Regions from separate parts of the Homo sapiens genome. Here region 2 is linked to region 1. The links are chromatin loops, found by intact Hi-C in ENCODE. Cell type or tissue: PC-9. All regions are shown on one strand. Each heading gives the region's core, and the rest is flanking DNA. Links, peaks and the distances in the headings are about the cores only.

Region 1 (5,378 bases), core at 115-5,114:
TACACATACACACTTACCTTTAAAAGTTAGAAGGCCTCAGGGTAGACCCTGGCCTAAGCCACCAGCTTTTCTTCTTTCTTCATCTTCTGATTTCTCTAGTTGATGTCACCCAGTCCCACGGCTTTAAAATCCACCTACTTATTTGTGGATGACTCCTGGTTAAAAGAGAGGAAGGGAAGTGCTTAGTGCGATGCACTGGCAATGAAGGACCACCCGTTCAGGCTTCATTTGAAGACACAACCTTAAAAGTGAAATTGCCGGGTTGGCTGGCTCACGTCTGTAATCCCAGCACTTTGGGAGGCCAAGGCAGGCAGATCACAAGGTCAGGAGTTTCAGATCAGCCTGACCAACATGGGGAAATCCCTGTCTCTACTAAAAATACAAAAATTAGCCAGGCGTGGTGGTGCACACCTGTAATCCCAGGTACTCAGGAGGCTGAGGCAGGAGCTTCAGCCTTGAACCTGGGAGGTGGAGGTTGCAGTCAGCCGAGATCGTACCACTGCACTCCAGCCTGGGCGACAGAGCGAGATCCATCTCACGGAAAAAAAAAAAAAAAGTCAAGTTGGGGAACTTACAGCAAAACTAAAAAAGCTTTTTCCAAAGTGAAGAGTCCACATAAAACATGTGGACCAGAGTGTGAAATTGAGTATCCTACCTTCTTCATTTCCCACTGGGAGAATTTAAGAATATAAACATGCTGCCTGGACCCACATGTGAGACAGCTGGGCTTCTGTGTAGTTATAGATATACTCTAAACATCACTAAGGCTAGGGCTATGTTCTCAACCGGGGAGTGGTTTTGCCTCCATGGAACATTTGGCAACTGACTGGAGATTTTTTTCAGTTGTCAAAATTGGAGGGGAGGCCGGGTATTGTGGCTCACGCCTGTAATCTCAGCACTTTGGGAGGTGGGCAGATCACCTGAGGTCAGGAGTTAAAGACCAGCCTGGCCAACATGGCAAAACCCTGTCTCTACTAAAAATACAAAAATTAGCTGAGTGTGGTGGTGCCTGCATGTAGTCCCAGCTACCCAGGAGGCTGAGGCAGGAGAATCAATTGAACCCAGGAGATAAAGCTTGCAGTGAGCTAAGATCAAGCCATTGCACTCAAGCCTGGATGACAAAGCGAGACACTGACTCAAAAAAATAAAATAAAAAATAAAAATTGGACGGGAGATGCTAATGGCATCCAGGTAGAGGCCAGGAATACTGCTAAACATTCTACAATTCACAGGACAGCCATCCAGACATTATCTGGCCCCAAATGTCAACACTCCTGAGATTTAAAAACCCTGGGCTGAGGATAAGTCCTTTCTCTTGCCTGTCCCCTCCACCCTCCCATTCTATCCCGCTTTGGAGCTCTCATCCCTTCAATGATGTTCTAATTTAAATACTTATGACTCTATCAGTTTAGACAACTACTTTTCACAGTCTAAGTCTCAGTTTCTGTAGTAGCTAACCTGCAAAGATTGCCTCCCATAAAACACACCTCTTGTATTTATGCCCTCAGATAGTCCTCTATCCTTGAACCTGACTCATTTTAACCAAAGGGATGCCGCAGATGTTACACAAAGCTGGATCTGGGCCTAAGCCTTAGGAAGGCCTGGTGGCTTCTGCTTTTGGGGGCGTGAAGGTGCCATGTACGAAGTCAACATGGAGAGGCCATGTAGACAGAGAGAAGCTCTGAAACTGCATGAGGAGAGAGAAAGGACCTGTGTCCCAGCCGAGCCCAGCCTTCTGACTATTCCTGTCAAGGCATTAGACAAGCCCATTGAGCCTCATGGTAACTGTAGGCAATGCAGACATCCCAAGGAACAGAGGAACTGCCCAGCTGAACCCAGTCAGCTCACAGAATTCTAAGAGGTAACAAAACAGCTATTGTTTTAAGCCAGGGAGTTTTGAGATAGTTTGTAATGCAGCAACAGACAACTGAAACTGTTACCTTATCTCTCTACAATGAAAAGATGGTATGAGATCAGATTTCAAATTATTTTTAGACTCAGAATCCTAAACAAAATCTTATCTGGAAGCACAATATATGTATATCTGTGAGGAATGCTTTTTGAGACGCAAGGACAGAAAACTCTGCACTGGTTTAGACAATAGTGGCTTCTTCCTCACATGGCAAGAAGTCTGGAGCCAGGTGGTTGCCGGAATTGGTTCAGTGACTCACGGAGGTCAGAGCCAATGTTTCTGAGATTCCAGGCATTCCTGTGCTTACAGCCACATGGTCACAAGATTGCTGTTGTAGTGGCAGACATGATGTTAGCATGGAAGGGAGGAGGAAGACAGGAAAGGACCATATCAGCCACATATGTCCCTTTTTAGTAAGAAAATAAAAGCTTCCTAAAAACTTTAGCAGCAACTGCTAAAGTGGCTTATTCTCACATTTCATGGGCTAAAACTGGGTCATATGCCAATCCATAGCTTCCAGGGAGACTGAGAAACTGAGGAAGAGGATTGTCATGAATGACCTTGACCACACTCCATAGCTTGAAGTTGAGCCCATTTCCCTGCACACAAAAATCAGGGTCAGGAAGAAAGAGTGAGGGAAGGGTTCTGAGCAATAAATAACTAGCTTCTGAAACAATGTAAAAAAAAAAAAAAAAGCATAAAATGCAGTTAATCTGATTGAATTAGGGGAGATGGGGCATGTATTTCTATCAGCTCAGCTCCTCCTCTTTCCTGGCTATTTCCCGCTATATCCTGGATCCCAGGGGACTCCAACAAAACCCCAGTACTCCAGAGACCCACGTCTAAAAATCACTCAACTATATCTTAACAAATCTTCCTGCTCTAACATTCTGGAATCTGTACAGTCAATTGATGTAATTTCTTGTCGTTATCAATTTACATACTTTCTATATGGTGGGATAAGCATCTTAAATTTTACCACCTGTCTCAGATTGTGAGAGCTCCCCTTTCAGTATCATGATATTTCATTGTCATTCTTTCATTTATCAAGGTCCTTTAGGAAACCCTCATATCTCTCCCAAGTGTAAAACCAGTAACAGAATAAAAAATATTTTATCGGCCAGGCGTGGTGGCTCACGCCTGCAATCCTAGCACTTTGGGAGGCTGAGGCAAGTGGATTGCTTGAGCCCAAGAGTTTGAGACCAGCAAGCTGTGATCAAGCCATTGCACTCCAACCTGGGCTACAGAGGAAGACCCTGTCTCAAAAAATATATGTATATATTTTTTTCTTGATCATTGTTCCAGTGATCTTCACAAGTACTCTGTGAGGTAGGTATTATTACTCCCATTTTACGGATGAGGGAATGAAACTCAGGAAGACAAGAAACTGGACCACATTTACACAGTTCTGGAACTGCCACCCAAATCATCTGAGCCCATATCAAGAACTCTTTGTACTTACTAAATTCTACAATCTCAGACAAGCATCACGCCTGTAATCTCAGCACTTTGGGAAGCCGAGGCAGGTGGATTGCTTGAGCTCAGGAGTTCAACACCAGCCTGGGCAACATCAGAAAACCCTGTCTCTACCAAAAATACAAAGCAATAGCCCAGCATGGTGGTGCATGCCTGTAGTCCCAGCTATTTGGGAGGCTGAGGTGGGAGGATCGCTTGAGCCTGGGAGGCGGAGGTTGCAGTGAGCCGAGATTGTGCCACTGCCCTCCAGGCTGGGCGATGGAGGGGGGACCCTGTCTCAGAAAAAAGAAAGAAAGAAAAAGGGCTTAAGTTAATATTTAAAAATGTAAAAATATATTAAAAACAGAGGAAAAAAATTCTAGAATTCCTTCCAGTACCTGGGAGTAGAGTAGAGAAAAAGTCAAATGAGGTTTTTGCTCTCATGGTATTTATTTTCTAGATGAGAAAAACACTAAAAAGCACAAACTGGGGCAAGTAAATAAAGCCATGACTCTAGCTAGTACATTAAGGAAAAGATACAACAGGGCAAAGTGTTGAAAGAGTACTGTCAGGATAGGGTGGGAGCTCCTCTCAGCCGGGTTATTGGGGAAGCTTCTCCGAGAAAGTGGTCATTTGTGCTGAGAAAGTCTCAGCCATGAGACTGGGGAAAGAGCTCCAGGTCATCATGAAGAACTTGCGTATCTGAGGCATTTTAAGGAGACCACTGTGGTTGGACTGGTGGAAGGTAGGGAGGAACTGAGGCCAGAGGAGAGGTGAGAGAGGAGAGTGGGAGCCAGCTTGTTCATTTGTACACAACTGGTTACTTCACAAAGCCCACCTTCCCCAGGATGCTATTCAGAAGATGCACTCTGCTTTCACTTTTATCTCCTTTGAGGATCAAGAACTAGAAAGTTCAGACCCCATGATGCAGATTCTGGAACCTAGTGGTTTTCTAAAAGTAGGCTTGGAAGAGAAATGGAGACAGAGAGTCAAAGGATGAATCTTCCTAATCATCTTTCTTTCTTTTTTCTCATTTAGAAGCTGGCACTGACTAGATGAATCATTGTCTTTGCAGCTAAGAATTGCTGCGTCAAGAAGATATGACACTTTATTTTATGGGGCATACACTCCATCTGTAATATATCTCTCCTGGGGTTAGGGAGCCAGTGCAATGATACATGCTCCAAAATAGGCAGGAAGAGTCCTAATGTTCCTAGTTCCACAGCTTCAGAATTTATGGGATAAGCCCTGGCTTTCTATTAGAAACCAACAAATAGAATTGATAACTTTAAAATCCCTCTAGGGTAAGGCAAACAAATGGATTGATGTGTCTGCCAGCAATTAGCAATACCACAGCATTATTGCCCTAATAAACTTCACATAAGGCGTTTGGGTGTTTTTTTTTTTTTAAATTAAGATAAAGACTGGAATTAGAAAGTTAGATGTGCTCCTTTTAAGCTAGAGCACCAGAAAGCTTCCACAGACAAGGAGAATATTTTAGTGTGCAGGTGAGACCTGGAACCTCCACAGGGATTCCAACAAACCCCGAACATCATTTACAAGTTTTCTTTTTTTTGGGATGGAGACTCGCTCTGTTGCCCAGACTGGAGTGCAGTGGTGCAATCTCAGCTCACTGCAACCCCTGCCTCCTGTGTTCAAGCGATTCTCCTGCCTCAGCCTCCCAAGTTGCTGGGATTACAGGCACCTGGCACCACACCTGGCTAATTTTTGTATTTTCAGTAGAGACGGGGTTTCATCGTGTTGGCCAGGCTGGTCTCGAACTCCTGACTTCAGGTGATCTGCCCGCCTTGGCCTTCCAAAGTGCTGGGATTACAGGCGTGAGCCACCGTGCCCAGCACAAGTTTTCATAACAAGACACTGGGAAAGAAACTGGAGGTAAGCACCTTTGCCCTTTGATCAGAGGGCTAAGATACTTTTTTAAAAAGTTCAACATGATGGTGGTATAACCTGAAACAAACCAATGACTGAGGGGTTGATACTGTGCAAGCAC
Region 2 (5,378 bases), core at 113-5,112, 120 kb after region 1:
CATGTGAAATTTTGATATTGCATATGCTTGGCACATTGAAAGTAAGCATATCAGTACCATAGATGAGGAAGCATATTGCTCCCAGATTTTATTGATTCTTTCTCATTTCTGCCTGTCTTTCCTCTCCTTATCCCCCTAAATTATAATTTCATTGAAAAAGGGCTTCTTTTCAACACACACTGGTGCCTGTCAGGGAGTGCGGGGTTGTGCGGAGGAGAGCATCAGGAAAAATAGCTAATGCATGCTGGGCTTAATACCTAAGGGATGGCTGATAGGTGCAGCAAACCACCATGGCACATGTTTACCTACCTAACAAACCTGCACATCCTGCACATGTACCCCGGAACTTCAAATAAATTTTTTTTTTAAAAAAGGGATTCTTTTATAGCCCTTACCTTGAGTGATAAAGGGTCAGAATGAAAAGGTACTTCTAGAATGTAATGCGATTTTATCCCCATTTAGATGTGATTCTATTCTCTGTTAAGAAATGAAATAACTGTAAACACAATATGTAAGTGAACTGTTAAACTACTTCCATTAAATGTTTCAAGTAATGGAAATACATCAACACTAACCCTACAAGCTATGTGCCTTAAAAGTTCATAGCCTCATTTTTATGAGCTTCAAGGCTTTTTGCATTAGATGAAAGGAATAGTACCCTGTAAAAATTGGTATCTTATGGGCTTGAAGCTTTCACCAGCATTTTAGGAAAGGAAAGGGTAAAAAAAAAGAAAAACCCCCCAAAAAAACCATCAAATGGTTTCAGAGTATAATCTACAAATGGGATAAGTGATCATTATCTTTTGGCTCTAGTCAAATAAGGAAGGCCTAACAGATTAGTCTTGGTCTCTTAAATCTTAACCTCTAAATATGTAATTTTTATTAAAGGAGTATATTCTAGAGTAAAAACTAGGCTTAATACTTGATTTGTTGCAGAATTGTCACAATTAATGGGTTTTTGCAAGTGCTAACAAGTTGAGTCTTTTCATTTGTTACTTCAGCAAATGTTTATTGAGAGCTTGCTGTATCACTCATTTCTTGGCACGAAAAAGCTATGTAACAAACTACCCTAAACTGTGTGGCATTCAGCATGAAGTATTCTCACACTCAGGGGTCTGCAAGTTGACTGGGAAACTGTGCTGTATGTGTCTCATTCTGCAGCCTGGTCCTGGGACTGACATGACACACTGTCATTTCAGCACATACCCAGAGCAAGTCAGGGAAGTATAGTCTTCCCATGAAGGCTGGGGGAGGAGGAGGGAGAGAATATTTGCCAAAAAAAATAACGGAATCCACCACAACTACTGTTTGTTTTTTTTTTTTTTTTCCCGAGACAGAGTCTAGCTCTGTCGCCCAGGCTGGAGTGCAATGGCGCAATCTTGGCTCACTGCAACCTCTGCCTCCCGGGTTCAAGCGTTTCTCCAGCCTCATCCTCCTGAGTAGCTGGGGTTTCCCCCTGTTGGTCAGGCTGGTCTTGAACTCCTGACCTCAAGTGATACACCCACCTTGGCCTCTCAAACTGCTGGGATTACAGGCAGGAGCCACCACACCCAGCCAACAACTACTATTTTGCCTTGTCTTGTGAGACTAGAGTTGGCGAACAGTCCTTGCTCTCATGGGTCTTAGGTTCCTGGTGTCGAGGGGGAGAGGGTGTGTGTGGAGAGGGAAAAGAGGAAACACAAAAGCAATAGTTGAACAAGAGAATTTTAGATGGTGGGTAGGTTGACTTGGTACAGAACTCCATGAAATTTCATCATGGATATGATATTTTCTTTTTGAGACGGAGTCTTGCTCTGTCGCCCAGGCTGGAGTGCAGTGGCGCGATCTCGGCTCACTGCAACCTCCGCCTCCCAGGTTCATGCCATTCTCCTGCCTCAGCCTCCCGAGTAGCTGGGACTACAGGCACCCGCTACCACGCCTGGCTAATTTTTTGTATATTTAGTAGAGATGGGGTTTCACCATGTTGGCCAGGAAGGTCTTGATCTCTTGACCTCGTGATCCACCTGCCTCAGCCTCCCAAAGTGCTGGGATTACAGGCGTGAGCCACCGCGCCTGGCTGATATTATTTTTACTGAGTTCTGTGAGGCCGATATTCTTTTCTTTGTAGCATGACATTGCAATCATTTTATAAATCTTGGCAAATCTGAATTTTGGTCTGTGGATAAGTTGGTGGAGGTTTTAGTGGTTTGGATCTTGTATAAGGTCTTGCACAGTGCTGCTGGTGGTCAGGGTATGTGAGGAGGTGCTGCCAGACCACTTCCACTGAGGTAGGGTGGGTACATAGATGCATTTTTAAGTACTCCCTACAACAAAAACCATTCCCTGGGGAATGTAAAGTGCTGGAGGCAAAATAATCTGCAGAAGAAAATCTAAAGAACCATATATATCCCAATTAAATTTCTGCCTCTGCTAAGCAAATTGAGAAAATCAGCAGTCTGGTTCCTTTTCAGCTGTGAGAAAATTGGGAATAGAATACCTGACAAGGTGTGTGTTGGAGATGACGTCATTCGTGTATGACAACCACAAGAGTTGCTTGTTAAGAAGCAAGTATGCTAGTCATTTGATGACTTAATCTTTTATCTTGGCCGCCCGGGGCCTTCAGTTCAGGGTGTTGATTTCATCAGAACTAACCTAGAAAGAATGATATGAAACTTCGTGAGTGCCCGGCCCTCCGATGGTCCCAGCTGTCCCAGCACAAGCTGGAGTGTCTATTGCTTTACCTGGCAGAGAGCTCCGGGCTCAGAACAGGAAATGTGGGAGTTCTCCACCCAACTTTGACAGACGGGAGTGGAAAGGAGTGAAGCGAGCGGAAGTCTGACTTCATTTTTGGTTTTCAGACTGTCAGACTGGAAGGGTAACTTTAAGTGGGGGCTCGCTTCCCCCCCCCCCCCCTTAGTTTTTCATTTATAGTTATCACTAAATATATTCCAATGATGGAAAATTACGGCTTTTTACTTGCCATTTGGCAGCTGTGCCTGTATCTCTTTTTTAGTTTTTGGTGTGTATTTTAAATTTAGTTAGGATTGAATGGGGTGGAATTATGAGATTTAAAAAAAAATGAAGTGTTGCACTGTTAATTTAGGGTTAGGTGCAGTATAAAAAGACAAGTTATAATAGTAGCTGGCAATTATTGAGAGCTTATTGTGTTCTGTGTTGCAGGTGAAGACCTTGAAATACATGGTATCATTTTTTTTATCCTCCTTAACATTCTAGGAGGTAGGTGCTGTAATTATTTTCATATTCTAGATGAGGAAACTGAGGCTCAGAGAAGTTCAATAGTTGCCCAGTTGCGAAGTTCAGTAGTGTTACCTAACTAATGAATGGTGGGTCGTAGATTCCAATTTAATTTGTAGGTTCTGGGACCCAAATTCTTAGAACTCTGGTTATTTTTTAGAAAGCTGAAAAAGATCCCGTTTTTGTTTTGTTTTGTTTTTTGAGAAAGGGTCTTTCTCTGTCACCCAGCCTAGAGTACAGTGGCACGATCATAGCTCCCTACAACCTCAAACTCCTGGGCTCAAGAGATCCTCCTGCCTCAGCCTCCTGAATAGCTAGGACTACAGGTGCATGCTACCACACGCAGCTAGCTTTTTAATTGCCGCACAATTTTTTGTCTGAAAATATTCACAGGATTCCCAGAGAACAGACTTAGATAGCTGTTGAGGAGGATAGAAATGAATGCACTGAATAATTACAAATGGGAATAGAAGGGCCCGGTGGAGCAGCGCATGCTCAGCTGGAAGAGATTATGGGAGGTTGTTAAATTTGCTGCTTCAGGAATGTGCTTGCTGGTCTGTCATTTTCTCTCCTTCCCTGACAATAGTTTGAATAGGATTTGAATTTACCATTTGGGGCCTCGTGATACATTTAGGATCTGATCTCTTTCTCAAAAAAAAAACCCTTTAAGGGAGCCGTATATCCTTATGGGGAAATGGATGAAAAGGATGTGTCCTCTTGTCTGTATCACCTCTACTCTTTGAAAAATATTTAAATTTCTTATTAACTTGAGCTTTCAGTGGGATTGAATTGACCTGTCTTATTATTTCTTGGCTCTCCTGCATTGGGACGGTGTGAGCCACTCACCTACTAATGACTCATTGTAATTATTGGCTATTGCTGAACTCCTCTGGACAGCACCATTGTGTAACAAGTCCATCTCTAGACCATATTGCATTTGTTATTTATGTTTTTGCTTATCTCAGCACCTTTATGGAAATGTGTTTCTTGTTGTCTGTCTTCACCAGGGAGAAGCCAAGGCTGAGTGACTCATCAGAGGATCACGGTTCCTTCCGAGTTTTCTAGAGCCTGCAGTATGGGCAAGAGTTGAGGGTCAGTGGGGAACAGACAATGTTTTTGTCCCCGAGAAACTTATATGTGGATGGAGGAGCTTTCTGTCTAAGAACTCCATGCCCCTCAGGTTTAGCACCTGACCACTTAACCCTTTGTTTCTTTCCCATGGTTAAGGGAAACAATGAGTTAATTTCCTCTCTGCAAATGACTGGTCTTTGTGGAGGACAGAGGAAAGAGGAATGGAGCCAGTGATTGAAGTTTGTTCATTCATTGATGTGTGTAAGTTACAGTCAGCTGTTGGCTAGATAGCCTCAGTGAAACCCACTTCATGTGCCTAGAGAGTCCCCTCCTGTTGAAGGTACACAGGGCTTGTGCACCACTTTAAGAGTGTGGTAGAAGTGATGATACTGTGATTCCAGCTAAGCAATTTGAGCCAGCACCCAGCTGTCTGAGCCATTCTAGCTGGGACCCCAGATGGTTCACCCCAACAGATAGCTCAGGGAGCTGAGACAGAAGATACTGCATTCCCTGTTCACATTCTAAATGCACAGAGTTGTAAGAGAGATGAAATGGTGGTTGGTTGTTCTAAGCCACTAAGTTTTGGGTAGTCTGATATAAAACAGTAGATAATTGAAACAGATACATTCAAGAAGTCTTTAGTCAGCACCCAGGGTGGACCGACTGGGTTGCCTGTCTACCTCAGGGGGTGCTTAGCATATGAGGAGGGGAGATACTAATAAGCATTTCTAAGTTGAAAGTATTTTGAAAAGGGCACTGAGTCTCTCACTCTTTGCTGTGTTCTAGAGCATTGCATCTTGGAACCACTCACTTTCATGCTTTAGTCATTTACCAGTGTTTTTTTTTTTTTTTTTGAGATGGAGTCTTGCTTTGTCGCCCAGGCTGGAGTGCAGTGGTGTGATCTCGGCTCATTGCAACCTCTGCTTTCCAGGTTCAAGTGATTCTCATGCCTCAGTCTCCCAAGTAGCTAGGATTACAGGCACCCACCACCACGCCTGGCTAATTTTTGTATTTTTAGTAGAGATGGGGTTTCACCATGTTGGCCAGGCTGGTCTCGAACTCCAGACCTTTAG

What was found. Peaks named below come from ENCODE experiments on the same cell type or tissue, not always from the same donor. Only the 100,000 strongest peaks of a DNase experiment are listed, where the experiment ranks them.
Region 2: a loop joins it to region 1, with 4 times the contacts of the local background. A loop is called at or near these places in 1 of 110 quality-filtered maps.

What each region holds. Positions count from the first base shown.
Region 1 is chr3:66,112,848-66,118,225 of GRCh38, reverse strand. No RefSeq gene overlaps it. Among named protein-coding and RNA genes, the nearest start is that of MAGI1, 77 kb to the right of the region's middle. In PC-9, for the core only: no CTCF peak of the experiment used is centred there; a DNase peak (open chromatin) is centred at 2,155; H3K27ac peaks cover 1,393 bases.
Region 2 is chr3:65,994,055-65,999,432 of GRCh38, reverse strand. The region is part of intron 1 of MAGI1 (membrane associated guanylate kinase, WW and PDZ domain containing 1); the gene reads left to right. LOC124900543 (a long non-coding RNA gene) reads left to right here. Exons shown (of 2, transcript XR_007095951.1): 1 at 1-5,378. Among named protein-coding and RNA genes, the nearest start is that of MAGI1, 42 kb to the left of the region's middle. In PC-9, for the core only: no CTCF peak of the experiment used is centred there; DNase peaks (open chromatin) are centred at 2,582 and 4,162; H3K4me3 peaks cover 662 bases; H3K27ac peaks cover 2,117 bases.